Regions from separate parts of the Mus musculus genome. Here regions 1, 3 and 4 are each linked to region 2. The links are chromatin loops, found by intact Hi-C in ENCODE. Cell type or tissue: left cerebral cortex. All regions are shown on one strand.

What was found. A loop is a pair of places that touch in the nucleus more often than their neighbours do. Peaks named below come from ENCODE experiments on the same cell type or tissue, not always from the same donor. Only the 100,000 strongest peaks of a DNase experiment are listed, where the experiment ranks them.
Region 1: a loop joins it to region 2, with 2.9 times the contacts of the local background. A loop is called at or near these places in 3 of 42 quality-filtered maps.
Region 3: it touches region 2 in a loop (4-fold over the local background); 15 of 42 quality-filtered maps call a loop at or near these places.
Region 4: a loop joins it to region 2, with 4 times the contacts of the local background. A loop is called at or near these places in 15 of 42 quality-filtered maps.

The regions. Positions count from the first base shown.
Region 1 is chr9:56,651,699-56,659,698 of GRCm38, forward strand. The region is part of intron 1 of Gm31642 (a long non-coding RNA gene); the gene reads left to right. It also overlaps a transcript of Lingo1 not described here. Among named protein-coding and RNA genes, the nearest start is that of Gm31642, 4.8 kb to the left of the region's middle. In left cerebral cortex, a CTCF peak has its summit at 68 (motif pointing right); DNase peaks (open chromatin) are centred at 2,299, 3,697, 5,215, 5,697 and 1 more place; H3K27ac peaks cover 7,178 bases.
Region 2 is chr9:56,794,763-56,802,762 of GRCm38, forward strand. Gm31586 (a long non-coding RNA gene) reads left to right here and starts at 2,156. Exons shown (of 2, transcript XR_379478.3): 1 at 2,156-2,315; 2 at 2,754-3,645. It also overlaps a transcript of Lingo1 not described here. In left cerebral cortex, CTCF peaks have their summits at 6 (motif pointing left), 2,324 and 3,344 (motif pointing left); DNase peaks (open chromatin) are centred at 456, 661, 1,109, 1,568 and 3 more places; H3K4me3 peaks cover 3,030 bases; H3K27ac peaks cover 3,205 bases.
Region 3 is chr9:56,722,323-56,730,322 of GRCm38, forward strand. It overlaps a transcript of Lingo1 not described here. Among named protein-coding and RNA genes, the nearest start is that of Gm31586, 71 kb to the right of the region's middle. In left cerebral cortex, CTCF peaks have their summits at 3,699 (motif pointing right) and 7,026 (motif pointing left); DNase peaks (open chromatin) are centred at 213, 1,055, 1,391, 1,917 and 4 more places; H3K27ac peaks cover 3,960 bases.
Region 4 is chr9:56,736,129-56,744,128 of GRCm38, forward strand. It overlaps a transcript of Lingo1 not described here. Among named protein-coding and RNA genes, the nearest start is that of Gm31586, 57 kb to the right of the region's middle. In left cerebral cortex, a CTCF peak has its summit at 3,421 (motif pointing right); DNase peaks (open chromatin) are centred at 2,852, 3,339 and 6,172.

The sequences.
Region 1 (8,000 bases), 140 kb before region 2:
TGTTATTTTTTGATTGTCTCCATGCTGGGAAGACTGGCAGAGGGTCGCCATGGCAACTCTGGGCATCCAGCAGGGGGCAACCTGGACCCTGCAGGTTCTGTCAGGGCTGAGCAGTGAGTCATCCTACTGGAGCTCAGAGGCCAGATCTGGATCCAGTCCGGGCAAAATCCTTGTCCTGAATTCCAGTTCCCTCCTGTTCTGGAAGTCAGTTGAAGGGTGAGAAAAGGACAGACAGAAGTTGTCTAGGGAGAGGCCAGGTCAAAGATGAGGTAGTCTCAGGATGAGGAGACAGTAAAAGTAGTCTGAAGGGTTGTCATAGGAGAGAGGCCATGTGTGGACGGCATAGAGGATGGGATGAGAATGAGGGAGGGGAGGTGATGGGCAGGCTGGAGTGTACAGGTTTGATTCTGCTGGCTGTCCTCAGCCACCCCTGAGCCTGTGCTGAGCCAGTGTTTCCTGGGCTGGATCTAGTGTATTTAGCCGCAAAGGTGGCTTCAGAGGTCTGGATCAGACATAGAGAAGCACAGAGAAAGAATACCTTCAGTGAATAGACAGCTATGGTGGATTCACCCACGCATGTACATTCATACACAAAAGCAATGTTCCTTTTGCGTGTGCAAGTGCATGCACGTATGTGTACAGATGGGGGCCTGAGGTTGATGTCCACGGTCTTCCTTGATTTCTCTCTGTCTTATTTGAGGCAAAGAGTCTCTCAGTTGAATCCAGAGGTTGCCCATATGTCTGGTTATCTAGCTTGCTCTGAGTCCAACTAAGCCTTCTGCATCCTGGGCAGGGATTATGGCCTTCTCATGGTTTCTGAGGACCTGGACTCTTTCCCTCACCCTCACATGGCAAAAATTTCAGCCATAGAGCTATCTCCCCACCCCAACAGAGGCCACATTTATGGAACAGACGGGAAGAAGAGTGAACGCTCTGTTTATAGAAATGTGACTGCAAGCTCTGCCCCTGGCACTTGTGCATCCCAGGGCGTGACACTCAATCAGCGTGCTCTGTGTGAGTGACTGAATGACAGAAGCTGAATGAGCAGTGCTCAGAAAGCCGCATGGGAGCCTAGGAGCCAGTTAACACCTTCCCTCTGCTAATTTGCAGGCTGGTATTGAGAGAGCTAAACAAGCTAATGAAACCCAACTGATCTAAAAATGGCAGGTGCTGGAGTTGCTGAGAGGCTAACGGGGTCTGATGGTTGCATGGCCTGGGCCGTGCCCAGAACTATGAGCAAGCCAGAACTAGAAAACATGGCCCAGCTCTTTCTGAAGGTCAAATTATGAGACCTCAAATGTGTATGAAGCAGTGGTTGGTGCTGGCACCATCTTGACTCAGAATTACTTTCGTTCATGGTTGGTGTACTGGCTAGTTTTGTGCCAACTTGACACAGCTGGAGTTATCACAGAGAAAGGAGCTTCAGTTGAGGAAATGCCTCCATGAGATCCAACTGTAAGGCATTTTCTCAATTAGTGATCAAGGGGGAAAGGCTCCTTGTGGGTGGGACCATCCCTGGGCTGGTAGTCTTGGGTTCTATAAGAGAGTAGGCTGAGCAAGCCAGAGGAAGCAAGCCAGTAAGGAACATCCCTCCACGGCCTCTGCATCAGCTCCTGCTTCCTGACCTGCCTGAGTTCCAGTCCTGACTTCTTTCAGTGATGAACAGCAATGTGGAAATGTAAGCCGAATATAGAAACCCTGACTAAGACAGTTGGCATTAACAGGCAAGAACCCTGATGCTTGAGCCATCTCTCACTCAAGAGTCTTGAAATCACTCTAGGCAAACAGTTTCAAATAATGAGCAACCACACCCAAGCTTCAGGTTGCTCGATCAGCAGAACTCCCCCAAGTGAAAGAAGAGGTGGTTCCAGTCTGGCCAGTGCCATGCTGAGCCCTTTTACCTGATGAACTGGCCACTTCTGTCAAGTCTGTGTCCAGGGAGAGGGGCCTGATGTTTTTAGGTCTTGAAGTCGTTGGATTTCTGGATGGATCCTCAGGGATTCTGGGCTGAGGTAGAGCAAGAGATGCCTCAGGACACTTCTTAGATTCTGGAGAAGTCAGGGAAAGCCAGAGCGGGAAAGCCAGAATCCATTTCTCCTTCATGCCAGATCCCAGAGGGAGGCTCACGTGACTCCTGAAAGGCAGGCACAGATAGACCAGGGAGTCAACCAGCATGAGAGTAGGGTGTGACTCATTGACTTCAGGCATACCTTTTGCCTTCTCTGAATTAAGGACTGAATTATGGGACAGAAGCATCCCTCTCAGGGCCACTGTGGGGATCAAATAGGAAAGCAGACACAAAGTGCTTCATCAACGCAAAGTGCCAGAAGGAGTTAGTACTTCTGCTGCTGAGAGGAACTCATTAGGTAGAAGGGGGTCTCATTCTAGCATCCCCAGAGACTCAGGAGCCTCTCTGGGCTTCCAGAACTATACCGAAAGACAGTGGCTGACAGCTATTCCGTCTTCTCAAACAAACCCACCATCTATTGCCTGTGGCTGCGGCTGGAGGAGACACGTGGTGTGTGGTGTGGTGTGTGTGTGTGTGTGTGTGTGTGTGTGTGTGTGTGTGTGTGTGTATGTAGAACAAGTAAATCATTTCCCCCATGTCAACATATCCTCTGGGTGATGTCTGCCTCTCATCTGCCACAGATCCTCAGCCTTCTGTCCTTCCACGACTGTGCCTGCAGGGCAGAGTGGGGTCTAGCATACAGGGCCTGGCTTGTGGGGAAAGGTCAAAAGGAGGGAAGAGGAGTAAGGCCTTTCCTCCCACCGTGGTCTCCTCAGTTTGAAGAGAAGTGCCCTCAGAACACAAGGTCAGACATGGGGATGGGGACTGGGCCAGTCTTTGAATTGAGAGAGACAGAGACCTAAAGAGAAGGAGTTGCCCAAGGTCACACTCTCCCCTACACACCAGGACTTACTCAGTGATCTTAAACTCTAGAGCACACCCATGCCAGGGAGAGTGGCACCTTTTTTTGTGAATTGAGAGGCAGGTCCCCAGCCAAGTGGGATACCCAGACCCCCTAGGCCCTTGTGGTGTTGAATGGAACAGTTGTTGAATGGAATCGGATTTACCATTCGATTGCAGGAGCTGTAATTTGATCTGGGTCTTATGAAGTCCTTAATAGAGTTAAGGTATTACCAAGATCTGCTGGGCTTTTTTTTTTTTTTTTTCATTTGTTAAAAGAGGCTCTGGGCTGGAAAAGGGACTCAGCCGAGTGAAGCACCTGTCTGTTCTCTCTGCCCCAGCTGCCTTCATACCATACCCTGGGGAAGTTTCCATCTGTCTCCATTCCAAAGCTAAAGGTCTTTATCTCTGTGATAGGGATTGTCAGCGCTGGTAATTCATCTGAGGGACGTGGCCAGGAGAGAGAAGGGAGGTGGGTCCCCTTAGATTTGGGGGCCCAGGGGAGAGGCGCTCCTATTCATTAGGTACATTCTGTGTGTTCGCTTTAGCTGACTCAATGCTCATAGCATCCCTGTGTGGCAGGTGCCTGAGGCCATCAGGAAGGGGGATGTTTACCAGGTCTCTGGTGATTTTTTTTTTCCCTTTAAGCATGTGGTTAAGGGTTGTACTTCTTGTCCCCTTCGGAGGTACACGTGGCCCGTGACATGTTTTGAACAATGGAACTTCAGTGGAAGTTACATGAGTCACAAGACAAACTAGCCATGCTTCTCCCTGCTGCCATGGCAACTGTGGCTGTACGTGTTAAAATGGTGGCTATAGCCGTCAGCCGGGGAGTCCTGAGTGACAAGGAACTAGTCCATATAACAGGCTGAGGAAGGAGCTGGTGTTGTGGGAACTCTTAGGGGTTTAGTCAGCTAGTTTGACTGACACAATGTCATTGTGGTCCCCCACCCCTTTCCAGATGAAGACATGGAGGCTAAGGAAGGTTTAACAACATGCAGTGGGAGCCAGAGCGGGTACTCAGTAAAGGCAGGACTCATTCCCAATCCATATGAGGCCAGGAAAGGGCCCCTTCCAAGCTGGGCTCTCACAGCTGCCCCATGCAGGATATGGTCAGCGTCCCTAGGCAGTGAGGACAGGGACTGCCTTTCCTCCTCCTCCTCTACTCTTTGCTAAGCACTGTGCCCTGCAGCCTTCATGGTGGCTTGCTGGAGATGGTGAGGGAGGCCTGAAGGTCAGAGGTCAGAGGTCAGAGATTGGACACCCTGGAAGCGGGACTCCCTCTAGTAAGGTGACCTTGATAAGTTATAAATCTTTTCTGAGCCTCAGTCCTTTTAGGGGCCAAATACTGCCATTCCCTTTGGTTATCTCAGGAACTAAGTAGAGGTTTTAGAACCCAGTAGGACTCCACATCCAGGCTCTGCTGTTACTGGAGGCAGGACCAGGGGCTGTGGTGGCTCATTGCCCTACCTCTCTACCCCACAGCTTCATGGGAAGAAAGCCAGATGTCCCTCCCTTGGGCCCCCTTTCATTTCCTGGGCTCCTACCTGGCCCCAAGAGACAGAGCAGCAGTGTTTCATGACCTGCCTCATGTCTGGGGTAGTGCGATGGGTCAGAGCTAGCATTCTCCTCTACAGCAAGTTTCCAACCTGTTGGTCACCTGACTCTTCCCCTTGCCCAAGTAGTTCCTCCCCAGGACTTAGTCACCTTAGTCACATCCTTCCAGGATTGGGCCCATATCTCTAACTCACCTGTTGTCAGAGATGTGTCCTGAACTATTATGTTAAGGCACAATGGTAGAATGAACTCTGCTCAGGCCTCTCCCTAGGTGTATGGAGAGCCTCCTGGTTGGTGCTGTTAGCCCACTGTGGGAACTAAGGTTTCTACAGCAAGGCCTGCATGTTCTGCTTTTAGATGTTCCCTATGCCATTTCCACTGCCCTGAGCAACTGAGAGCAGAAAGGAGAGAGTACAGGTACAGGTAAGGGACAAGGCCATATGATTTAAGGAAAAAAAGTTACTCAAGGCCAGAACTAGTGATCGAAAGGGATCCTAGACCCAGCTTTGTCCCTGGGCTGAGTCCAGGGGAAGAGTAGCCCCTGGTCCATCCTCGACAGTCCCAGACAGCCAGCTGCCCCTTGGAGCTGTCAGCCCGACTCCGCCACACTCTCTCTTCGCCTTCTTCCACCCCCTTCCCCTGCCCTTTTTCCCTTCCTAAAAACACAGAGAATTGGGATTCAGAAGCCTACACTGCCTGCAGAACGTAGTTCAGTCTCCCAAAAGAGGAAATGCCAATGTGCGGGTTCTCATGGCAACTCCAGCTCCACCCCCTGCAGACGCCCAGCGCCCATATGGCGAGATTCGAGCAGGGCGCATTGACTCAGCCGGCCCCGGGTCTGGCTGGGGCTGCCATAAGGGGCATGTTGGATTTCTCGGCTGTCCTTTGGCAGCCCGTGGAGGGGCCAGCAGGATACACAGGAGCTGTCTGTGGGCAGCAGTGATCTGGTGCTTTCTGAGATGGGCCTTATCTGCCTCCTGCTCCTCTGCCCTTGCTGTATGATATAAACGCTGGGCTTGGGAGTTCCCTGCGAGGTATGGAAGGGCATGGGGAACAGAAGGGGAGCTAGGTGCTGGTTTTCTTGTCCTTGGCAATGGCACCAAGGCCTCCCTGCCAAGCAACGGTGAGGGGGCCAGAGCCCTGATCTCTAAGCCATGGAATGAAGAAGCAGCCCAGGCCTTGGCTGAGCTGCCCTAGGGCACCGCCCCTCCCTATTCACAAACTTCTCATGCCTACCAGGGCAGTGCCTGCCAGCCTGCCTTGTAGATAACCCTGCTTTTCCAGGCCAGCTGGCATTTCCATGATTAATGTAGTGGAAGCTGGTGCCAGGGTTGGGGGCTGCAGGGCTGGTGGTTAAAGAGCAAGTCTTCTATGGCTCAGCACCCATCCTGCATCCTTTGCTGGGGCCCTTTGGTACCAAGTAGAACGTAAGTAGTACTTGGGTTCCCAGTACTTCCCATCTCCTCCCCACTTGACCTCAGACATCAGCTAGCCCTGGGCCATCTCTTGGGTGAGCGCGGCAGGTGATGATGATGGTGATGGGGAAGAGGTGGGAGGAGGAAGAGGAGGAGCAAAGACTGATCAATTTCCTCCCATTGCACCCATGCTCTCTGGAGGCTATGAACCCCGATCTTTCTATGTGGGTTTTACTTTTAGCTTTCTTGTTTCTAACCCTTCCAGCAGACATTTATATGCATGTCAGAGCCAGAGAACCCACAGGTGGTGGGCCAGACCCGTCAGGAACACATAAATGGGGCACAGTGTGTAGAAGCGACACAAGATCACACAGCAAGTCCAGGTCTAGCAGGACTACAAAGCAAAAGCTGTTGTCTCCCTGCCTAGCCCTTCTCACAGTCCTCCCATTATGTCTCTGCTGAAGGAGGGATGGATGGGTAGATGGGGGCAGGGAGCAGGGACTGTGGAACAGATGGGCTTGGAGGCTCCATGGGGAGGGGAGGCTGATGGAGGGGGAGGAGCCCGGGAGAACCTGGAACTCTTACAAAGTTGCGAGTTAAAACATTCTTCACACTCCCGCCTCCTTCACTGTTCTGATGAACCAAGACGTGACAAAAATGTGTCAGATTTTTTAAAAAACCACACACATACACAAATGCCAGGCCTGTATCTACCGCCCGCCCAAGCTTGGCCCATCTGCTTCCTGGGGGTGGAAGGGAAAGGGCCTTAGGAGTCACACCTCACTCTGGTCACCTCTGCTCTAGCACACAAATGGCCCAGGCCATGGTAGAAGGTCTTAAGGGGAAGGCCCTGCTCTGCTCTACAGCCCATACCTCAGCTGGGCTCACCCTGGTGTCCCTCCCTCTGATACTCTCCATCTTCACTCCGAGATGGGTGGAGCCTCCCTCTCACCTGCTGCAGCTGGGGCCCAGCACTTGTGGAGTTCTCTCTCAATGTACAGCTCCAGAAACTGAGGCCCAAAGAGTCGGTTCACTCAACCAACACCAGCTGAGCATGAATTTGCTCTTCACTCAGGTCCATCAGGCAAAGGGGACTCAGTGCTGGCCAGAAACACAGGCACGCTCCCTGGCAGAACAAGATCATGTAGATAGACTGGGGCCCCTGAGGAAGAAGACAGATGGGCTGGCAGCAGGGCCTGGAGAGACACCCAGCTGGGCCTTACTTCCCTGCGACCATCAGTGGGCTTTATCACAGAGCTCAGCACCCTGGGACATGGGTCTCTTTAGTAGCTACTCTAGGTTGGGTTGATGTCATGGGATCACATGTGACCATGAACACACAGACAGAGGACAGAAGAGATTCCTCAAGGATGTAGGCTTGAGCACGGGGCAGGGCAGGGACTAGAGTCTGCCGGGCCTGGTGGATCCCTGAGAGGACAGTTGAGATTGCCAGGCATGCGTATGGGCTTGCTGTGGTCAGATGTGCAGAGGAGAAGCATCACTTCTCAGAGCTGTTCATGCTTCACCCTCCTTTCCCTCCCCTCTCCCTCTCCCTCACTCTGGAGGCCAGCCTGGCCCAGGTCTCAGGTCAAGGAGACTCCTTCTTAAGATTCTGGTTCAAATGCCTTAACGATACCTTTTCTGAAATATGTGCTTGAACTTGTTGAGACAAGCAAGAGTCCCAGCATAGACCTTTCCCACCTGAGGGCCCCCAGGCAGGGCTCCTCGGAGGCCCCCATCAGAGTGGCCACTCTGTCCCTTCCCCTTGTCACTTTGATATCAAAATCATATGACCAGACACCATCCTAGGTGTGGACACAGAGGTTCAGAGAGGAGAAGGAGTTTGTCACACGGAACACAGCAGTTGATAGGTTGGGGGTCAGTTCAGAATGGTGCCACCCCTGTCTCTGTTCAGAGGCTCTAGGGTCCTGATGCTGAGTAATGGGTAGGCTAGACAGGGTAGGCTGTAGCGTGGAGTGCCGGGCCAATGGAAAAAGCTGGCTGTGGCTGGGAGATTTCTAATGGAAGCCTCTTGGATCAGTTACTGGATATCCAGGCAGCTTGACCTTGAAAGCTGGTGGCTGGGAGAGGCTGTGGGCAGCCTAGCACAGATGCCCAGC
Region 2 (8,000 bases):
CTGCCTTCTCCTGAGGTGTCTGACAGACTCCAGGGAGATAATAGAGGTGGAAGGAAGTGTTACACCTGAAAGCTTGTCACAAGTAGAGGTTGCCTTCCTAGAAAATCCAGCTAGATACTGGCTGGCCCCTCCAAGTAACATCCAAGCTAAGATCAAGGCTTCAACGCCCAAAGGTTTGTACTTTGAATGCCAGGGGAAAGTGTATATGGGCTTCATCTGTACAGAAGAGAACTGGAAGGATTCAAGATCAATCAGCAGCCAAAAGTTGCTTCCTTGAGGAGGAAGAGCCTGTGCTGGAGATAAAGACTTAGCAAGGGAACTCTGGAATGTTTCCTGAAGCAGCCAGTACAGGCCCAGCAGAGACTCACCGGAAAGGGGATACACCGAGTGAGACAGGCTTGACATCAATGGCCAAAAGGTGGGATGGATATGCCCGGCTAGTGGGCCTGGTTATGCCCCTCCCATCAATCCCCAGCCTCTTGAGTGCTGGGCATCTAGTCCTCCAAGTAGCACAACTCAAACACAGTTGTTTCCATTGTCAGGTAGTTCCTTTCTTCCAGCAGCCAGTCCACCAAGCAGGATGCACCCAGGGACACACTCACGGTCACACATCTGCACCCTTCCCACTCCCGCACCTTCATGGTAGTTGCAAAGACATCTCTTGGCCCTTGTGGAGCTGTCAGTACGCGGTCCCGCCTGACCCTGGCAGGGTCACAGGAATCCTGTATGGGGACAACTCCAGGGGTACTGCTGGGCTTGATAGGCGTCCCAGAGATCCCATGGTTGACCTGATGCAGTGTCAGAGAGGCAACCTTCGACCCCTCAGGGGCCCAACAGAGCCCCCACCCGACTCTCCCTCTTGTTTTCTCCTCTTGAAAGAAAAGCCAAAGTTGTACCATTAAAGCACCTCCACCCCCACCGCCTCCAGGCCCACCACGCCCGGTAATTCCCCGCAAAGTTGCTCCAAGCCTGGATGATTTCCGAGCCAGGTGAGGGTTTGGTAGAGCTGCGCAGCAGGAGGGGAGCGCGGTCACGCTGAGGGGGGTGCTGAGCGTGCACGCCCGTCACGGACGCGCACTCGACACCCCACCCCCACGGCTGCCCCCGAGGTTCCAGCCCAATCAGAGGCTGCGCACGCGGCGCTGCCGGCGGGCTGACACCCTAGCTCCCCGCCTGCACCCCTGCGGCCCCAGCCCAGCCGCAGCATCCAGACCCAGCCACACTTACCATCAGAGCTAGTCGTCCGCGCGGGGCTCTGCTCTGGGCCGGCATCACCAGGCTGGGCTCGCCTCCGATCCCAGCTCCAGCTTGGGTTCTCGCTCCGCAGGGCTCAGCTCCGAGATGGTGGCAGCAGCAACCAACGAAGCAGAAAAGGCGTGTGTGTGTGTGTGTGTGTGTGTGTGTGTGTGTGTGTGTGTGTGTGTGCAAAAGAGTGTATGTGCACAAGAGAGCGCGCACGACGTGTGCGCGGCAGAGCCCCCGCGCTCCCCTGCGCGCCCGGCTCCTGCCTCCTGCTCTCCACGCTGCGATGCCAGCAGAATCCCTAACGCGCGCTCCCACCCGCCCGTGCGCTCACACTCGCGCACACCCGGGCGCGCACACACCCCCGCCGCTACACACCCGACTCTGCACTTTGGGTTCTCGCCCTCCTGGGGAGCTCATCAAGGTTCCCCGCTGCCACAACGACCTCTCCGCGAGACCCTTCCTGGGCCGACCGCGCCTCACGTTCCCCGCTGCTCCCAGAGGACACCCGGCGGGCGTTCCCGCTCCTCCGCTGTGCCCTGCCCCGTCGTGGCCGCGCTAACAACCCCAGCCCCGGGCCCAGCTACCCCACTCCTGCGGCTTCCCCCGCACTCCCGCCCACAGCCGTGTGCTCTTGATTCTTTCGGTCGCTGCTCTTGTCTTCCACCTGTCCCCGACCAGTCTCCGGCCTCTCCCGCTGCCTTTCCTTCTGCCTTGCCGCCGCCCTTTTCCGCGCCCACCTCCCCACTGCCCTGCACTGCCTCTCACATTTTCCGCATCACACCGAGCGCCGCCCGCCGCTCGCTGAGCCCAGGCTACGGGCGCACAGTGGGCGGCGAGGGTCCCCGCTGTCCCTCTGCTCTTGGCCTGAGCTAGGCTGATGGCGACGTCCCGCGCTAGCCTCGGCTGCGACTCACAGCGCTCATCTCGCCGGGACTTAAAGGCATAGTGCACACGGCTCTACCTGCCCCACCCGGGGCTCCGAGGAGAGCGGCCTCGCAGAGCACGAGCAAGCCCGGGCTGTGGTGCAGTTGGGGCCGGATCCGCGGGGCTCCAGTCCTCCGGGGCTGGAGGTGAGTCAAGGAGAAGGAGAACGGCCCAGATCACACCATCCAGGGGGCGCTCAGCGATTGTTGCTCTAAGCCTGAGGGCCAACAGGGATCTGGGGAGAGTGTAGGCTGGATTTCCAGGACTATGGGGCCCTGGGAGGAAGAATTTGGAAGATAGTTGTCCCGACATTAACCCATCCCAGCTGAAGACACCTGTTAAGCAGGAAGGGCAGGGCTCCTGGCCCAAGGTGGACTCCCCGTCTATGTGACCTTGGGCAGATGCTTACACTTCTTTGAGCCTCAGTTTACCTAAGAAAGACATGGGCTTCCATCATCTCTAGCGCCTTGTCTAGCTCTGATATGTTAGCTGCTCTGAGGACATCGGGGTGCTGGAGTCCAGCCTCTTCAGGTCCTGGTTGCCCTGTCTCTTGTTCTGACTCTTCTCCCATCTCATCCAAACAGGGGAAAGGCAAAAGTGAGCAGAACCGGAATCTACTACGCTACAGCACTCTACAAAACAGCATCTCCCTGGACTTTCCTGTTCATGGCTCCTGCAGCCCAATTCTGCAGAGTATTGTTGATTTCACCCAGCTGGTCCCTAGGCATCTAATTTGTTGCCCCCAACTTGTGCTAGGTGCAGTAGTATCAGACACTTCCATCAAACAGAAAACGAGGAAGCAGGTGGTATAATAGAACTGTTGGGGTGGCAGGAGAGCCCAGGCAGCTTCCTGGAGGAGGTGGTGGTGAATCCATCAGAGCGTGAGCTGGAGGTGGCCAGGCGAAAAGGGAGACCAGACGGGGAGGAATAGAAATCTCGTTCAGAAAGAAACCTAAGGGAAGACCAGGAAGTGGGAAATAAGGAATGCTGTGTGTGTTATTGAGAAACTTTGTATTGAGTTTCAATTCTGGGGCAGCAGCAAGACAGCTTTGCTCGATCTAGGTAGGAGTCCGGTTCTCACCTCCCACCTTAAACTGCCTTTGCAGGAAGGCGCTTCTCTTGCTTAAGCTCTCTCCAGCCTCTGGTCCCATTTCTGCAGCCTAATGAAGCACAGCCTCCCCCTGCTGACAGGAGCTGGAAGTGGGAGAAGCCCAGACTGGGCTCTGCCAGGATGCGACCTGGATACTCTCAAGTTCATTATCATGAAGTTGCCCATCCCTCCAACCCCCTTTCCCCCTGCCCCAGCCCAGGTAGTAGCAACGCCCCTTTAATCCCAGCATTCAGTAGGCAGAGGCAGGAGAAACTCTTGAGTTTGAGGCCAGCCTGATCTATGAATCGAGTTCCAAATGGGGGTGGGGGATGGGGACCTAAGGGAAATAACACAGAAGAGTAAGAGTAAATCAGACCACAGTGGCATTTGCCCTCTGTCTTTTTCCTTTCCTGTCTCTAAGCCTGGCTCTGTGGCCCCTCCTAAAGTCCCTTCCTGTCTCCATTTTCTCCTTCTCTGGCCCCTTTTCCTCTTCCTTCCCATCAGACTTCCCAGAGCCCCCAGGGAGATGAGCTCATGACTGCTGGCTCTGGCTCCACACACCTCCTGAGGAGTCACCCAGGGCATCCAGGTGGCCCAAGGGAAGCAAACAGAGACAAACAGCCATTTCCCAGGGGCCCTGCAATCCAAGCAGAGAAACAGCTTGTGTCCCCATCCATTTATCCTACTTCTCCTGTCCTGGAAACCACAGACGTTTATGTATAAGCTTAGGAATCATTGCTTCCTGCTTTGCAATGCAATCCCCACATCTAACACACTTTCTCTAGCTTTTACTTCCCCCTGAAATGCGGGAACAAGGTGGCCCATCAGGAACTAGGCACCTAAGTCTAGTTCTGTTATTCTTCCTTGGTATATCCAAGTCTAGTCCTGCCCCTCCCTCCAGGAGTTCTGTGGGTGTCTTACCAAGGTCCAATCACTGCTTCCACCCACCTCCAGTAAAGGACAACGTGGCTGTGTTTCTGACACAGTCGTCAAGCAAGGGCCAGCCTGGGCTGGCAACACCTACAGGCAATCAATCCCAGGAAGGAGCGAATAGTTACCACCTGCTACGACCCATGAAGATTGGGTCTGGAACCCTGACTACCGGCAGCAAGGGAATGAAAAAAGAACAGACCCACAGGTAGGTGGACACAGGAAAGCTAAGGACAAATGGGGTGTGTGCGTGCTCTGACGCACACATTACCACAGTGAGCAGAAGAGTTCACTATGCACAATGCAGAGCCAGGACTTAGCTGGTCACCGTCGAAGGTCTCTGCAGGTGAGCAGTCTTGGGCTGTAATCATCCAGGACGTGGAGCAGCAATTGCTGCTTTTGTATACACTGGACACTTGTTGTCCCTTGGACCAGGAGGAAGGCTTTGCCAGCCCTCTGAGCCTCACCCAGGGGAGACTTTGCTACTTCCACCAGGCTGAAACATTAAGGTTTTTGACATGGCTCAACCTACGTCAACAATGCGCAGTCACCCAATACTTCACTTCCTTCGGGCGGCTTCTGCTCTCCGCACTCAAGCACTCCACAAGCCTCTGTTTCCTGGGTCAAAGAAAATGGTGAAGTTCAGAGGGTTCAGAGAAATATCACAGCAAGCTAGGCTGTCTACCCTGTGTTTATAAATGCATGGCACTTTCCCATCCCCAAGTCTTTACCCACTTATCTGTCCCCACCACCAAAAGCCCTTCTGTCCCTCAGCAACCTCTTCCATCACTCCCGTTTTAATCTATGCTTAACACACGATGCACAGGAGTCTCCTATCACTTCAAATCCTGACTCTAGTCCCAGGGTGAAGAAAAGAACAAAGCTCAGCAAGATTCGAACTGAGAGCCTGTATTTACCATTCTTTCTGGGAACATGTATTGAGGACATATCCAGCAACCCTAGTGTGGAAAGAAAGGGATGTAAACCATCATCCAGGAAAAAAATAGATCTGAAAAGCTAAGCATTAAGTGGAGGACTGGGGCAGGGGAAGCTCACATGGTTTGGCAAATCGGGAGAGACATCTAGTCTTAGTGTTTGACCTAGAACCAAAGGGTTGAATAGACATTAACTCATAGAAGTTGTGGACCCCCACCCCAGAGAGAGCGCAGCATATGCAAAGGCCCTGTGGTGAGAAGACAAAGAGAGAAGCCATGTGACCAGAGCATAGCAAGGAAATGGAATTGGAGATGGAGCTACCTGTAATGTGAGGCCAAGGCAATAGGTTCTAGTGGGCTGTGTTGGGAGTTGGCTTTTCAGCCTTGAGGCTCTGAGCGACCCTGGAAGTTCAAAGCAAGGGAGGATGAGCCCGCTTTCCAACTGTTTTTGATACCACAACTCTGCTCCCTGCAGTCAGCAACCACTTTTCTTGAGGCCCAGGGCCTGGCACAAGGCAAGGCATATTCAGAAACTTGGGCTTTGTAGCTGAGCTGACAATTCAAGGGACCAGGAGAGCTTGGCTTCTCCCAAGTCTACCTAGGCAGCACTTAGCCCTCCCTGCCTCAGATAAGTAAGCATTATGTCTCCTCCATCTTGGGCCATAGCCTACCACAAGAAGGAAAAGGAAAAGACAAGCAAAATGCTCCACCAGAGTTTCAGGGCCTTCCCAAGCCTGCCATTGGCTCGTGCTCCCCATCCCTCCTCCACTCTTCCCAGATGGGACATTCCATCAGTTTTCTTCCCTGAGAGGCATCTTCCTATGCTCTCATGGTTTCTTCCTTGTCAGACAACCTCAGAGCCTGGGAATCCTTGCTGACCAGCCTGGGAGCCGTGCAGAAGGAGAATCTGCCACAGTGCCACCGAGCGGGTCTAGAACGCGGTCTGCTCCATCTCAGATGTGCTAGCCTGCGTGCGCTGCTTTGCTTTCCACAACAGCTCTGCAGTCCCTGGTCAGAGGGTAACTGATCTCTCTTCCTAAGGATGTGGAGATGACCCTGCAGGTGACCTTGAGGTCATGGAGGTCTTGCAGAGACGGCTCTGGCACACCTGTTTCTCCCATGCTAATCACACCCACCCAGGCCTTGGGGAGGGGCTCTGCTCTGCTCAAAGCCCAAGAAGGCTGCCTGCTGCCCAGGGAAGGAGACATGTAGCACAGACATACAACAGAGACCTAGGAAAGTGTGGCCCCATGGCCATAGGGCTATAGGGTCGTGGGTGTCAGAAGCTAGGCAGAAAAGGAGCCCTGTCCACAACTCAACAGTAGAGTTGAAATTGCAGTTTGGTAGGTCGCTGGCTGGAGAAGGAGGCGTTGGGGGCTTGTCGCAGGCACCTCAGGAACAGATCTCCCATTCAGTCACTACTTGCTAAGGATGAGTTCTCTGCCAGTCCCATAGGCCTGTCCTCAAGGGACTCATGGGCCATGGGCAAAGAGACACGTGGACAGTTATGGCCATGAGTAGGAAGACCATATCCCAAGTTCTGGAGAGGGTCATATGTCAGGAGAGTGGGGAGAACAGGAAGTAACATATCCCAGGCCTGAAGAGCCTGTCTCTAAGGAAAACGGAGAAGATGGCTAAGCACTCTTTAGTCAGCCCTAGTTCTAGGTCTGATCAATGTGGGCCTGGCTCAGCAGTAGTGTTTTCTTAATGGAATAGAAAATGGCCTGAGAGAAGGAATGCTATCAGCCAGGACTACACTGAACTCTTGGTATCTGCCATGTCAGGCCTGGCATGCTTCGGTGGTTCATAGAACATGACCTGACCACATGGAAGCTCTCTTAACTCAAGAATGTAAAGAAAGAAGAGGAGGAAGAGGGGGAGGAAGAAGAGGAGGAGGAGGAAGAGGAGGAGGAGGAGGAGGAGGAAGAGGAAGAAGAAGAAGAAGAAGAAGAAGAAGCAGCAGCAGCAAAAAAGAAGGAGAAGGAGGAGAAGAAGAAAGGAGGAGGGAGAGGAGGAAGGGATGGAAGGAAGAAACAAAGAAGAAGGGAAGAGAGCTGAAGGAAAGAAATGAAAATAATAGGAAGTAACCACAGTGCTCTGACATTAGCAATGAATAAATGGTTCCTTTACTTTGAGTATTGGGGTGTCAGGTCAAGGGTCAGGGCCTGGTCACTAGGAAGGGATATTTTAATCATGGGAAGCACGTGGCTAGATCCAAATTTGTGCCTATCATCTATGGCATTCTGCAGGGATGAAACAGAGCGCATGAAGAAGAGGCTGCTGGGAAGGCCTAGCGAGGGAGAAGGAGACATATGGGACCTATGAGGACAGTGGGCAGACTCAGAAGTGTCTGCGGGAGGGTCCAAAGGGGAATCCCTAGACCCTTACAGCAGGACAGCTTTTGTTGACTGCCAATTAACCCCACTCAGCTTCGAGGCCTTATTGCAGAGTCCCTTACACCAAGAGTGCAGGGACACCCCAGGGCCCTGCTCAAAAGGTCCCTCAGATAAAGGGTTTACCCCCTTGCTGATGGGAGAGGTGAGGTCAGACTACAGATGACTGCCTCTCCCTGGGCAGAGAAAGCCTCAGGTCTTAGGACCTTGCCCCACAGTGGTAGCTACAGCCAAGGACTGGCCATTCGGCAGCTAGAGACCTGAGCCTTATGCTCAACTCAGGACAGCTCTTCAGTGACATGGCCCAACAGACGGCCTGTGTGGTGACGTCATAGTCACACTCTCTGCCCTATGCTCCCCTCACCCTACCCTGTGTCCCAATGAACCTTCTATGTGCTACTCCCCAGAGCCAGCTTCAAGAAGCCTGCCTAATACTGGCTGCCTTTATTGTACCACTTTCTAACTGGCAACTGGTACTCTGGA
Region 3 (8,000 bases), 72 kb before region 2:
GGGCCAGAAGAGCCATGCAGCAAGGATACGGTCAGGAGTGCCAGCAACCCCACCTGCCAAACGCCCTTTCTCTAAGCCTCCTGGCCTCAGCTGCCTATACCAAACACTGGTTCCCACAGACAGGTGTCCACCTGTGGAATCTGTATGGCTTTGCTCAAGGCAGAGCACTGTCCAAGGCTGGTACAACTCATGCCCAGCCTTGACTGCAAAGGAAGCCATGCCCCCACATGCCCCACCCTTCTCCACTGCCCTAGCTGATGCTAATGGGAGCACTCCTGGATTTTCTCAGCACCTCTTCCCAGGCCTTCCTCAGCCCATGCTCACACACATGCTCACACACATGCTCACTTGGGCGCTGTCCAACAGGCAGTCTTCTCTATCGTAGAGGTCTCCCAGGGCCGGCCCACTAATTGCTCAGAAGCATATCCAGCAATGCTGACAGCCCTGTAGACTTGAGGCCATCTCTCCCCTGCTCCCTGGACCCACACAACATCCACACTTCTGAATCCCACACATCTGCGGGCTCCCCAGATCACCACCCTGCCCATTTCTATTCCTCCCCATAGTGACCACCATCAGCCCCACCTGGGACGAGTGCCGATAGCTTGAGCTCACACCCAGCTAAGCAGGGCTGAGGCTGTGCTGCCACCCTAGGAAGGGACACCAAAGGCAGTGATTGCAAGATGGCCTATCTGAGGAGGCACGCTGCAGCTGGATGTCTGGCAGGGTCCAAACGCAGAGGAGAGACGAGCAGGTCACATCCATGAAGGTCAGAAGTGCTGGCTGACTGTGGCCTCCTGGTCCCACACACTTTCTTTAGGATGTGATAGTCCAACTCCCACACACACCATGGGTCTAGGAGTGGGGACCCAGACCACAGTCTATTTCACTACTGGGTTCCATCCCTTCCCAGTCTTGGCTCCCCCAGCTCTAAGAAGGGAACAAACTGCTCCTTCCCAAGACTGCTGTTGCTAAGACGAACGAGCTAATTAAAGTCTGGAAAGGTTTCTTGAAGACTTAAAAAGAGGTGATTGAGCATGCAAATCAGGAGCAATTACTGCCCCTCCTCCAGGTAGGCAGCCTGGGATGTTGCTACAGGGCAACTCTCTGCTCTGGAGCAATAGGCCCTGGCAGAGGGCTCAGCTATGGAGTGCTGAGCTTCCCCTGACCCTCAGGTCCTCCCTCTCTTCTCACACCTCTGTTGCTTAGCACCTGGTGTGTGCGCTTTACCGTTTATTGAGCACCAACTGTGTGCACCGTCTTCTCTACACAAAGTAATGTCCAGAAGGATTAATTTTCAGAAGCGCCCTTTGACCTATCAGAAAATGAAGGAAAGGGTACCACACAGAGAGGAGTGAACCTGACCCTCAGCTCATGACCTCACTCACCCCCCTGCCAGGCTCGGGGGAGGCTCACTGCACCAGTGCCATACTCCATAGTCTCTCCTGCTGGTTTAGTTTGTGGAGGTGAAGCTGACTCAGCAGCCACATTCAGGCGATGATAGGAAATTAAAATCCCCAAGTCTGCAGGAGTGTCTTGGGCATCAGGACAGAGGCCCCCCGCAAAGTGTCTGCCCTGAATCTGGAGGCTGTGCCTCACCCCAGGCCAGCAGTGCTCATGGGAAGAACGGGGTCCTCAGGGTGATCTCAGCACAAGACACCCTAGAAACCCAGTGTCTGACTTACCAAGTAACCCCCAGCCCCAACTTCCTCACCTGATTTACCTCACCTAGGGGCCCACAGCTTTGCTCTCCTGAAATGCGTAGGTAAGCCTCACTACTGGCTGGTGCCCTGACTGCTCCGAAGGGCCCTGAATGCCCATAACCTTGGCCTTAGTAGACTATGAGACACCTTCTTGCCCCCATGCTGATCCCTAAGCCTTGTCCATTAATTCAGGAAACCCTTAGCAGACCCACACGGCTGCAGAAGCAAAGGCAGCCTCCAGGAGATGGAAGAAGGAAAGGAACCACACTGCTCACCTCTCTGGGGCCTCACTCCAGGCTCACAGCTCGCCAGCAGGACTCCTGCAGAGAAACAGCAGGGAGGAGGTGAGCAGACATCCAGACAGACGTGTCCTGTAGTCAGCCTCATCCAAGCCTCTGCTCAGTCTAGACTTCCTCTGCCCCAGGGGCAGGAGAGGCTGCCCAAAGATGCCCAGCCTGTTTCACAGAGTGAAACCAGAGTCAGGTCAGAGCAGCTGGTGACTGAGATCTAGGGCTTGCTTTGGCCAGCCCAGGCTCCGCATGTGCTCTGAGATATGTGAAGCAGACCACCGCATCCCACTGTACCCTAATACCCCACCCTGACTATACACAGGAGCAAGAACAGTTGTCTGGTGGCTGGACACAAAGGGCTGGGCCTCACAGTCACTTGCAAGGCCAGATGTGGGCCATGGTCCAGCAGGGCCCAGGAGAACTGAGAAGAATGGAGAATCAAGACCCACATATGCCTGGTACCCTGACCCAGCCCAATTCACCTATGTCACTGGCTCACCCTGTGACTCTGGGATGGCCCTTTATCCCTCAATCAGTAGTTACCAGCAGGTACATCCATCACCAGGGGGCAAACACAGCTTACTGCCACCCTCAGTTTCTGAGCAATGGGTCCTGGGTGGGCTTGAGACTGCATTTCAAGCAGGACCCCCTGGGAAATGGTACTGCCATTCAGGGTCCTATTTTGAAAACTTTTGGATTTGAACCTTTATCTAACCTGCAAAATATATAGTCTGATCTCAAGAAGTTCATAGCCTGAGGGTGCACACACACACACACACACACACACACACACACACACACGCTCATAGCAGCCATGGGGGTGAGATGGGGTTGCTTTCCAAACACAGATTTGACAGTTGAGAGCTCTGGGCTGGTGCAGTCCTAGAAGACTTCCAAGAGGAGGTAAAAATTTAAATTTCCAAACACAGGTGATGCACACCTTTAATCCCAGCACTCAGGAGGCAGAGACAGGCAGATCTGAGTTCGAGGCCAGCCTGGTCTACAGAGTGAGTTCCAAGACATCCAAAGCTACACAGAGAAAGAAATCCTGCTTCAAACAACAACAACAAAAATCTAAATTTCTATCACTGCATAGTATTGTTTTATTATTTAAGTACAATAGACAAATTCCTGTTCCAGGCCACTTCTCAGAGGTACTGAGTGCCCTCTGGGGTCCACGTGAACCTGTAGAGAGGTGCATATGCAGGGTCTACACAGGGTGCACCGGATCCTGTGTTCTTCCACAAATGTCCTCACAGAGTACCAACTGTTGCTTGTGCTCACTGAGTGCCTACGTGTACACCAGATGGCAGGCCAAGAGAGCCATGTGTTAACCCCACTGGTCCTCATTGACATGGGGACACTCAGCCCATCATTCTCTGGAGCAGTGGGTTCTCAACCTGTACACTGCAAGCCCTTTGGAGGTTGCATACCAGACATGTGAATATCAGATATTTACATTATGATTCTTAACAGTAGCAAAATTACAGTTATGAAGTAGCAATGAAAGTAATTTTATGGTTGAGAGTCACTGCAACATAAGGAACTGTATTAAAGGGTTGCAGCATTAAGAAGATTGAGAACCACTGCTCTTGAGGATACCGGGGTGTTGAATGGTGAGCTGCCCAAGGGCTCCTAGTTAGAGAGCACCCAGAGTCTGGAGCCTGGAAGTGCCATACGAGCTATACTGTGCTCCTCCACAAGGGGGCACACCCTCTCCAGATGACTAGGAGCCCCAAAGAAGTTTGCCTGGAGGGTTCCAACTCTGTTTCAAACATTACCTACTGGGTGGTGGGAATTCTGCTTCCTTGTGTAATGCACTTCATTAGGCACATTCCCTAAGAGTAGGTCAAAGCATATACCCACTCCAGATTTTTCTAATTGTTGCCAAATGCCCTCCAAACACGTATTTTGGCTGACATGTTATTTAATTCCCCATGACAGCTTTTACTCAAGATTAGTTCCAGCCAGGTTCACGTCTTTAATCCCAGCACTTGGGAGGAAGAGGCAGGTAGATCTCTGTGAGTTCAAGGCCAGCCTGGTCTATACAGTGAGTTCCAGAACAGCCCTGGCTACACAGGGAGAGTCTTAGTCACTGAGATCTAGTGGCATCTGAGGTGACATCTCCTTTTTGCAGAAAGAAAAAAAAAAATCAAAAGCCTAAGAATCAGAGAGATTAAGCCCAAGGTCCAGTCTAGCACAGTATCATGGCAGGAAGTGTTAGCTGGAGGAAAAGAGGGAGGGAGGAAGGGAGGGAGGGAGGGAGGGAGGGAGGGAGGGAGGGAGGGAGGGAGGGAAAAGATGCTCAGCTCTCAGCTCTTTCTGTCTTCAGTGCCGTCCTGACTAGTATATCGAAGCGCTCTCGGGAGCCAGGCTCCGATCCCCTCCACTCCACAAGATGATCATAACAGATGTTCAGAAAGCCGTTTGGTCAGACCAATGGTCATGCTCTATGCCCTGGTCCGCAAGATTTGGACGGTATCCGATGAGCTGATGGCTTCTCCCACATGTAGACACTTATCTCTGGCCTCCCAGGACTACTCTCCTCTGGTCACTCTCACTCCAAACATCAGAGGTCAGTGTTCACAGGCCCTCTTCCCTCTCCTGACCCCTCACTCCTTGGTTGGTTTTCTCGGGTCTGGGATTTTGACACAGTTGCCTCTGGCTCCCTCGTGCTAGCCCCGGTCTCCTGAGCACAGCTACAGAACTAGAAGCCGATTTGTCATTGCCCTCCTAGAAGCCCCGTCCAACACAGAACTTCATTTTTAACCCTAAAGTACATCTCCCTCCATCTTGACTCCTCTTTACCCCACACCCACACCCAAACCATCACCAGCCACTGACATTGTTCCTAAAACACATCCAGTCCCTGAGGACTCAGCTCCCACTCTGTCCCACTCTGCTCTCACCCTGCTGGAATTGGGCAACTCTTATGGACAACAATTCAAAGCCCACGGCAGACTCAGGACATGCTGCGGCTGCCTGTATCAGCAACCCATCATAACGCCTTCAGGGCTTGCCCCACTCTCAGAACCCCCTTCCAATCACTGTGGCCTCTGGCCATTGTTAGGTGGGCTAGCCTCAGGCTGTAGACATCTTACTCCTGGTGCAAAGCTCCTCCCTCCCCTCAGCCCGCAAGTATAGTGCCTGGGCATACTAACCACTCACCTTCACACCTTCACAGCATTTATATTGCACCTGTCCTTGCCCTGCTTGGGTATGTGTGTCCCTGTCCCTTGTCTGTCTCTTTCTCAATGCAGACCACAGATACCTTGTTCGCCTCTGAACTTCTGTGTGAACTGTGTGCTGCCAAGTGAATCCTCAGAAACTTGTTTGTTGAGTGAATAAATAAATTAGTGGAGCCAGCTATCAGCGACTTAACTCTCTGAAGGAAAAGTCTCCCGTGGGAAGCAGGAAGGCACCCTCATCAGGGCAGGACCCCGAGCACAGGCTGTTCTGTGACAGTGGGGGACTGACAGGTACCAGTGGGGCTTGCAGCATCTCTGGGATGCCACGCTCAGCAGCCCCAACCAAGGGGCACGTGGGGCTTTCACACCTGCCAACCCACCCCACTCGGGAGGGAGCCCTGGGGCAGCCAGCAGCTGAGAGAGGCTGGCAGGGGGCCAGCATGCCTGCCAACAGCTGGCGCTGCTGCCAGGCAGCCGGGTAATCGTGTTAGCCAGCGGAAATTGGTCCAGGGAGTTTTTTTCCTTCGCCTCCCATTTTCCTTCTCTTCCCTTCCCCCTTGGAGCTGCAAGACTCATAAGATTGATCTTCGCCTGAAACGGAGGAGATAACTCGATATAATGAACTCCACTGTCCCTCTTGCTGTTTGGAGCTTTTAAAAAATTTAACAGGGTTGGGGACAAAGGGGGAAACACTGTTCTCAGGGGCTCTCTGAAAGCCCCCAGCCCTGCTCTAGGCCCCTCCCCCAACCTGGCTTCTGCCTCCTTTCCCTCCCTGCTCCCCTGGGATGCCTTCATGGAACAAGGTTAAAAATATCCCCTTTCTCTTGCAGGTTTGAAACATAATTTTGGTGAGGTCAGGACTGGGCCCACCAATGGTCCTGCTTCCCACAGCCCCCAGCTCATGGCTGGCTCCACTCCCCAGGGTCACCAGCCTGCCTGGGGTGTGTGTGTGACAAGTTGGCTCAGTCCATTGCTCTTCAGCAGGCCAACCACCCACTGGGGTTCTGGCAGCTGTGTGGCTTTTGTTCCTGCAAACAGCTCTTTAAAGAGCTGCCTAATGACACAAAGGAGCCTGGCTCACTGCACCCGGGCACCGTGCACACCTCACTGGGCAGCTCTCAGTCCTACCTCTTTTTGCTTGGTGTCCTACTCAGTTTCACATAGCTGTTTAGTGAGCATCTACTCTGTGCCAAGCACTAGGCTGGAGGCTGAGACCACCAAACCCTGAGTCTCCTGACCTAAAGAACCTTATAAAGCCTGGTGACAGAGGCAATCATCTGTCAGTGGTCATACAGGTAGAGAACATATTGGAAAGAGCTTTACGGGAAAGGCCAGGGAGCCCCCAGGGTATGGCAGCGATCAAGGAAGGCCTTCCGTAGAAAGTGTCCTTCTAGTGAGAGCCAAAGGACAATGAGACTACCAGGCCGGAAAGGAGCAAGGATGTTATGGGGAGCATGCTACTAAATGGGGTCCCTCATCTGGTGTTCTCGGCCAGCAGAAAGAGACCAGATCCACAATCTACTTAGCACCCAAGGCCCACGTGCTCTCTGTGTAGACCTCGTTAAACCCTGTGCACCTTTCAAGACACAGCTCCATGCTTGCTTGGTAGCCCTTAGCTCCAAGGATATCTCAGGTTTCCAATTCTCTGCCCTTGGACCAGCTTGATCTTTGGCCCCCTCAGATCAAAAATACAGGAAAAGCAAAGGGATGTGGGCCTAGGGAAAAAAATAACCCAAATCTCCTTCCAAGACATTCCCTGCAACCCCACAAGCAGCAGCAGGTCTGGCCACCCAGGAAGGTCTGGCCTGTTCTCTCCCTAGGGCCTCCTGCTGGCAGGAAGAAACCAGTCTGACCTTGCAGTCTGAAGGCAAGTACCTTCCCACCCCAGCTTCCCGGTGCAGCCTCCTGGGGACAGGCATCAGGGAGGCCCGAAGGTACAGGAAGCTCAGGCTACTCTGCTTCCAGAAGCAGGCACTTGGGCCTCCATGCAGACCTGAAAAATTTACCAAGACCTCAGCAGAATCAGAGGCCATAGGGGCTCCAAGGAGCCCTGGGTTCAGAGGAAGGAAGCTGGCTGGTGAGGCAGAGACAGGGAGAGGTTTGGGCCCTAAATCAGGCAGAAGGGGCTGTGGTACAGGGGTGACTGACTGGTCCAAGGAGAAGGTTTGCTCCAGCTAGCCAACCTTGCTGAAGCCCCCATGCCAGCCCGGAGAGGCCAAAGGTGCTGCAAGCATGAGGGGGCTGGACATACTTTTAGAAGCCTCTGAACTGGGAGCAGACCCAGCCCTGCCCACAACAGCCTTCTACAGCCGATGTGCAAAGAGGCAGACAGTAAGCCTTACAGAGTGCTGTGGGGGGAGGGGCTCCCTGCCCTCCCGGAGCCTCTCTGAGATAGGCAGCTACAGCCCCCTTTACAGAGGAATAAACTGAGATCCGAGTCAGAAGAACGTCCCGAAGAGCCATGTTAGCTCATGGTGGGCATAGAACAGAACCTAGGCCTGTGTGAACATAAAACTGCTAACCACAGTAGCCAAGCAGGACAGAGAGGCCACATGGCTCCCAGCCAGAAACCCTGCAAATTCCAAACTTGTATTTAGCCCACCAGCTATGACGAGGTCACAGCATAGTCGAGGAAAACTAATTCCAAAGGATGACATGCTGTTGAAAGAGATGAGGACTTGAAGGTTTAGACTTTGGCAGAGATTGGAGTAAAGTTGGTCACCAGAGAACAAGGAACTGTCTTGGTGTTAAGTGTGGCCAGCCCTGGCACTCCCCCCATAAGGAGTTCCTTGCTGCCAGCTCATTCTCTGAACCCCATG
Region 4 (8,000 bases), 59 kb before region 2:
CCCCTTTTATTCTGCCCAAAGATGTTTTGTCACTCGATAAATACTTGGTTGAGGGCCAAGTGCTTAATATTATTTAATCCCCACAATGCCGCTCATCCCTCCATTAAGCCAGTACTAGTTGAGCATCTACTACATGCCAAGGTTTGGTAAATGATAGGAATACTTTGGCTTGCAGGATTCCCCTTCTCTTCCCTTAAGAATCCCACTCTATAGAAAGCAGAGAATCAGATATGGGACCATTCAAGAAGTTTGGGGCTGCAGGAAGGTCAAGCCCCAAACCTGGGAAGGGTCACTTCCATTCAAGAGCCAAGTGGAAGGAGGCCAGACAGGTCAGGGAAATCCCAGAAGGTACATGCTGGGGTGGAGTCTTAAGGCCTGTGAGTATCTGGCCTGACCATGTCCCTTCTTGCTCTATGTTTAGGGAAGGGACTAGAGTGGGCATGTCATCAGGGATGCTAGATTGACCTGTCCTAAACTGGATACACTCTCTGCATGATATACTATGTCTCTGAGTGACCCTGGAGAGCCTTCCCTTGTCTAGTTGGCGTTATGGAGTTAGCACTTGAATGGAACTTTGCACGGATACGAAGCTCAAGATCAGTGGCCTCCTTCACCATCACCAGTTAGGACCCCTGCAGGGTAGCATCGAATGTGAGAGGACATGGAGTGCTGTAAAATCACACACAGGGAAAAGAGACAAGGCCCGTGATGGTGGGGACACCCTGTAAGGGCAACAAAAAGCCTTGAAGTTGGATAGGGAGGATTTCGAGTCGCCGGCACCTCGGCTTCTCCATCAGCTTCTTGTGCTCTGATGACTTAGCGTGATCTTCAGACTCTCCCCATGGGCTGCAGGAAGGTCAAGCCCCAAACCTGGGAAGGGTCACTTCCAATGTATTATTATTTGAATACAGCCATTCCATCTAACCTGCCACACAGCATCCTAGGCCCTGGCAGAGGTGAGGGAAGAAAATCACCTTCCTAGGGGTTGGGGGAATATAGTCAGATGGCAATGCACACAAGACAATGCCAAGGTAAAGGTCTGGTCTTCAGAAGTAACCATCAAACTACCAGCACACTCTGAGTGTGCAGAGTACCCAGCTCTGTCATGTCATCCAGAGAGGTCAGCTATTCCCTGGCCAGGGTCACAAAGCCTGCAGGGAGGAGATCAGAAGATAGAGCACAGATCTATGTGTCCCTGGGAAATCACTGGCCCTGGCTGTCTCAGCTTCCATCTTTCTCCTGTTACTCCCACAGCAGGCTGCCCACCCTGCTGACTTCCCACCTCTCTGCCATCTCCAGAAGCCCAGTATGAAGACTTTTGTCCTAAAGGAGGTGGCTGAGCTAATAGCAGGAGCCCCAGCCCTTCCTCACTGAGGACATTATTTCATTATCCAAAGGCAAACACAGCCCCATGGTGTCCAGCAAAGCGACTCAGGAGGCTGGCAAAAGCAACGCAAATAGATGGGCAGCAAGAGGCCTTCTCTGGCCCAGCCTTCCCACAGGGCACTGGGACCCTGCTCCATCTTTCTGACAAATGCTGAAGGAGAAAAAGGAGCGTGTGCTGGACGGAACAATTACAGGCAGGGTGATAAGGCACAAAGGCCCTGTCAGATGACCACGGCCTATTGTCAGTTCCAGATGAAATCAGCTAGCCCCAGCTAAGGAGGGGGTGGCATCAGGCCAGACTACCCTTGAAGTTGAATGAAACAGCCCATGGTGCCCATGTCCTGGTGGTCTGTATGGCCCCTTTGCAAGGACACTACCTACCTTCCAACTCATAGTTGTTGTCTGCCTTCTGCCCACCAAGGGCCTCTCACTCCCACCCATGCAGCTTCCTCCTTCTTTTCTGCAGTCCTAGGTGTCACTCACCTCCTCCTGGGAGCTGTCCTGAATTGCTCCACCCTGCAAGATCCTGTTCGGCCTCACAGGTACGGCAGAATCAAGCCCCCAGTTGGTGGACTGTGCCCAGCACCCCACCAGAAGTGGCGGGTGAGACATTATTTTGTGGGTCTCATGTGCAGGAGAGAACAGAAATGTGATGTCTCCACCCCAAGCTTGCCACAGAGATGGAAACACAGTAGGTATTGTGCTCTCTGTGTCTGCTGACATTTAAAAGTCCCTTTAAAGCTCCCCCATTACAGTAGGGATTCGGAAGCCAGAGTATATGGAGTTCAGACCTAAAGCTGAGTTTCTGTGTGTGCTCAGATGTCTCTGGCACTCTCCTGGCTCTGGTGTGTCCACATCTGAGCAAGTAGAGCCAGGGTCAAACTGACCTCTGAGGCTGTTGGCTGAAAGGAGTTTGAGGGAGCAGGTGAGCTGGGCGCTGTCCGTGGTGCTGAACGCATTCCCTCTCTGGAGGATGGGCACCAAGGATAGCAGCAGAGGAATTGGGGGTGAGGGAAGACTACCACCGAGAGTGAGGATCTGACTGGATTGTTATTTGTGGGTACCACAAGGGACTGTTAGCATGGGGGTTATCACTTAGACTGCTGGGAAAGCTTCTGCCTCAATCATAAAGAATCAACAATCCAGCCAAAGACCCCAAGCTGTACTGAGAACACTGCCTGATGTGGGGAGGGGCTGGAAACACACACACACCATGTGTGCATACACAAACACACACGCACAATGTTTATGTAAACATCATATGGCCCAGCCTTGCAACATTAAGCTTGCCAACCCAGATTCGGGCTTTGCCACACTTGTGTCTCACACCCAAAAAGGCACAGGACACCCCTCAAAGATCCACTTAACGGAGGAGAAAGTGAACTCCCACTCCCACATCCTTCTCCCTCCATCATCCAAAGGGCTACTGTCCAATCTTTCCTTCTAATGGTGCCAGGTGCCTGTCTCTATGAGAGACAAAGAAGGCATGTGTGGTGGGAAAAGTGGGCAACAGGCCCAGAGCTAGGAGAGGCAGTAGGAGAGGGAGGGGTGGGAGGAGACCAGGGAGGGAAAGAAGGGAGGGGAAAGAGGGAACAAGGAGAGAGAATAAGGCAGAGATGGAGGGAGGGTGTGGGGAGCGAGGGGTCAAGGGAGGAGAGAAGGAAGAAAAGAAGGAAGGGAGGGAGGGAGGGAGGGAGGGAGGAAGGAAGGAAGGAAGGAAGGAAGGAAGGAAGGAAGGAAGGAAGGAAGGAAGGAAGGAAAAAGTGATTTGATTGGTTGGTTGCTTGGTTCCTCCACCACTGCAGAACAGATCTTGGCAGGCCCTCTGCTGGCCCAGACACCGTCCTCTTCTGAATAATTTCTCCAGCAGAAACTCCATAATTATGGGTAATAACAATCATTCTGATTTGCATGTACTGAGCACCTTTCAGCCTGGGATCTCCAAGTACTTCACCAACATTAATTAATTCATTAGGCATGCCCGCCTCTCTGGGACAGGGAGACAGGATACTCTACCCAGAGCAGCACAGCTGACTATGTGGGTAGACAGCAGGTGGCAGTCTCAGCAGGGGCTTGTGTTCAGAGACCTTGGAGAGAGGCTGTGCTGAGTCTGGAGTGTGCTTTCTGCCCCACGTCCCCCATACCCTGCCTTTGGCTGTTTCCTCAGAAGTCAGGACATCCTCTCTGTGCCCTTTCCAGGACATTCTGAGACTCGTCGGGAGGGCATAGTCTGCCTACCATAGCCCTGACCTCAGACCCACTTGGGAAAGTCATACACTTCCATGAAACTCAGCTTCACTTGTAAAATGGGGCCTCCAGCCCTCCAGCCCAGAGGTAGTTGTGGCACTTGAGTGGCAGGTCCTTCAAACCTGTCATGGCTGCACATAGGAAGATACAGCTTTTCCCTCTGCCCTTTGGACCAATAAAGGACCAGGCCACATAGGTAGTTACAAATTCTCCCTAGAGGCAAGTATTTCCCTTCTAGGAACAAATAGACTCAGGCAGTCCCCACCCTGCCCCCTCCAGGAGCCTGGAGACGCTTCTCACAGACAACAGGCTCTTAGTCCTACTCCTAAAGTCCAACTCTGGCCAGACCCCACACCTGTGGAAGAGGAAAAGACTCAGGGGCCTGGTGAGGGCGTTCCTTCCAAAGGCCAGGCTTAGACTCTCATGTATAAGAGGGAACTCTAAGGTTTAAAGAAGGCTCCCAAACTTATAAACTGTAGACAAATCCAAGATCGTCTGTTCTGGGCCTTCATGGTGCCAATAGGGAAACTGAGACACAGAGAGGAAGAGCCACAGGCTTTGAAGTCCACCCTGGAATCCAGTCCCGGTAGGATGCTTTGTGTTGTCACCTCGAGCAGGTGACTACCCCTGAGCCTGTTTCTCTATCCACAGGTGAAACAACTTCAGTCATGTCCAAGCAGTGACCCTGGAGCTGCTCACACTGCTGTGGCTGAGCTGGCGGAGGTGTAGTCACTGGTGATGCCCAGATACACCTCCCACCTCACTCCCTCCTGGGGGCCACACGGACCTTTCCCTGACTGGTTTCATTCCTCCGACATCTCCTGAGCCTCTGATGTGCCTTGAATGCTCTGCCGTCACCTCTTTAGCCTCTCTCTGCTCCAGGACCTTATGGGTCACCCCAGTCCCTCCCTCAAGATGCCTTGCTGTTCCTCCACCTAGGAGGTTGCCTTTCTTCCTCTCTGCCAAGTTTGAGTCCCTGCCATCCTCCATGGCTCCATTAGCCCCTCCTCCAGAAAACTTCTCTGGGAGCCCTGGTGTGGTTTATCCTTTAACTACTTCAGTGTCCTCCCCCACCTCTGAGGCCTTGTTAAGGATTGGGTCTCTCCATCAGAGTTTCAACCAAGTCTCTCCCCTATCCTATAGAGACAATGTGGATAAGCCAAGGCTCATTAGGAGGACCTGGGCCTGGCATTGGTAATAGGAACAAGCAAAAGTCAGGAGAGACCCTGCCCCAGTCAACCCAGCTACCTCCAAATAAGTCTACATGTGTGGGTGATGCCTCACAGATTTAGAACCCATGTTCTCCTCAGGCCCAGAGAACTCACAACAACAGTCACACTTGCAGACTTGGCCACAGACCACAGGGAGTGAACATACATTCTCCACTCCACATAAATTCTCACACACATATATTTACAACAAAGTATACTGGGACTCACTCGTGGTCACACTCATCAACCAGATTTACACGGCATATACTGCCACACAAGAACCACAGGCACATCTCTGAACACAAGGTAACAAACATTCTCATACCATGTACCAAGGAAGGCCAAGCTGGAGCTGGACAATCAGTGCTCCTAGCTGTTGAGGTGTCTGGTCATTTCCCTCCTTCAGAGCACTAGTGTGGCTTTCAGTTAATTCTGCATATTGGTCTCTTATAAGAGCCCCATCAGAACATGTTAACTTGAAAGATAACCACAAAGGTACCACCTAATGAGGACAGGGTGCTCTAAGGGACAGTCCCCTCTACTACCTCCCTGGAGGGTACTGCATACTGCTCTGTGTGTGTGTGTGTGTGTGTGCCACTGGACACTATTGCCACATGCCCTCATGTGTGCTGCACACTTGGCCACATTCATCACATGCCCCTGGGTTCAGCCACCATCCTTCCTGTGCAGGTTCCCCTATGCATACAGACACCCAACTCCGCAACCTGTGAGATATGAGAAGGAATGATAAGAAAGGAAAGCCAGTTTGCATGGGCAGAGGCTGGGTCCCTGCAGTCCACACAGGGATGGTGCTTCTTCCTCAGCCTTCCATTCCCTTAGTGCTCAGTGGGTAGCGTGAAGACCTGGTCAGATGTCTTTGGCGTCCCAATGCCAGGTGAGAGGTATAAAGGTCTTGTGACCTGTTGGTTTTGTTTATGTTTGTTTCTGAATGCAAAGTTCTGTTCCCTCCATGGACCCTGAGTTGTGTTTCCTCAGGTCTCAGAGGATTGCAGATAGTTGTGGAGACAGGTACGGAGAGCAGCAGCCATAGGCAGTGGCTACGCTGAGGCAGAGCAGAGTGGAGAGGAGTGGCCCAGGTCTTATTGCCCAATCCAGGCCAATACAGAGATCGCTGGATCTCCCTGATTCTGGGGTGCGGCCCCTCACCCCTCACCGTAGCATGCACCCCAGGTTCCAGGCCTGATGAGGAGTCCAATCTGCAGCTTGTTAGCCCCAGATCTGCTCGTTAATCACTGCAGGCTGCCTCTCCTGGCCTTGGCTGTGTCAGCCATAATAATATATGAAGAACATTCATTTATTCACCAACTTCCCACTCAGGAAAAGATAGATGACGCTGTGGGAAAGGATTTATCCTGACACCCAGCTTTCAGCAAAGTGAGGCTAATTTAAACATTTAAGTCAATGGCTTGCCCCGCCCTGCCCCTCCTAAGTTTTTCTTCTTTCTTTCTTTTTTTTTTTTTTTTTTTTTTTTTTTTTTTTTTTAAAGATTTATTTATTTATTATATGTAAGTACACTGTAGCTGTCTTCAGACACTCCAGAAGAGGACGTCAGATCTTGTTACGGATGGTTGTGAGCCACCATGTGGTTGCTGGGATTTGAACTCCTGACCTTTGGAAGAGCAGTCGGGTGCTCTTACCCACTGAGCCATCTCACCAGCCCCTCTTTTTTTTTTTTTAATGGTGACACATGGGAGGGAGATTGGAAATGTACCAGTTCACAAGGCTTGGGGTTGGAGGCAAAGTAGAGGGAAAGGGTGGCTACTAGGGTTCCCTCTGGCCTTTCCTCGAGTATCTTCCAGCCCCATCTCTACAACCAAATCTAGGAAAGAAGTAGGTGGGCTTGAATCAAAGCACTGGGCAAGCCTGTTGCTCACCATGCACCACAGAGCAAGCCACCCCCCACCTCCCAACCTCTGCTTGCTAATCTGTGAGGATTCTACCAAACTGGTGGGGCCCCACATCTCAGCCACATCCAAACTGGCTCTCTTGTTCTTCCCTAGGTGCTTGGTTTGCTATGAGGAGAATGGCTAGGAGACAGGATGCAGACCTGGGCAGCAGGGTGTGGCTGGGGGAGTGGTCAGGCCTCCTTCTAGAAGCACAGCTCCTGGAACTCCACCTCGGGGCGCTTGTCCTTGCTTTCCCAGTTAGTCTGTGGCCCTGGCAAGCGACTTACCCTTTCATTGACTCGGTATCCTTGATAGAGAAACAACCAAGAGTGCGTTCCTATTTCATGGGAATCTTGCAGACAGAGCCACTCTCCACACTCAAAAACAAAACAAAACAAAACAAAACAAAACCAACCCTTGGGACTTCACTTTTGTGTAAAAAAGACTAAGGCAATGTAAAGGTTGCAACCAATGGCGAGGGGCAAAAGGGCAGAGACTGTCCTGGCTGGAAGTCATCCTGACCCAGACCTCAGTGTGCCTCCTTTCTTCAGCCGGGACCTGTCAGCTGTGTTCCAGGGTGGGCTGTGTGCCACTCAGCCTGCAAGGAGCTACCTCAAGCTTCCTGAAGGAGGCTGAGAAATTCCCTAGATTCAAGACTGAGCAAACTACCCATCCCCTCCCATAAAGAAAAGGTGTTCTCATGTGGAGGTTTGCATAGCACCTGAGGGCAAGCCAGGTGAGGTAAGGAAGGGTCAGATACAGAGGGCTGGCAGTCTGTGGTCCAGGCGAATACAAGACAAAGCACACACGCGCGCGCGCGCGCACACACACACACACACACACACACCACCTTCTGTGGGCTTTCCTCTTCCTTCAGTGGTCTCTGGCCTGAAGTTACAAGGCCATAAGAGCTCTGTAACTTTTGAGCCAGAGGGTGAGTGTCACAGAGCAGTTTCTATCAGAGACAAAGGCTGGTTAAGACAGTAGGGACTTGAAAGCTCTGTCAACCTGTACCTTGTGAGAGCCAATTCCACCCAGGTAGGCCTGGTCCCATTTACTTTCTAAGATTCTGTTTCTTTACCTGAACAAACAGAGCCCACTACGCCAGCCTCCATAAAGTGACTGTAAAGAACAAGTGACCTCATGTGGACGTGCTGTGATGACCACAGTACCTAGCGCACAGCAGGCACTCAGAAATGGGCCCCTTTGCCTTAAATCCTGTCCCTGGTTCCGAAAGTACAGAGAGAGC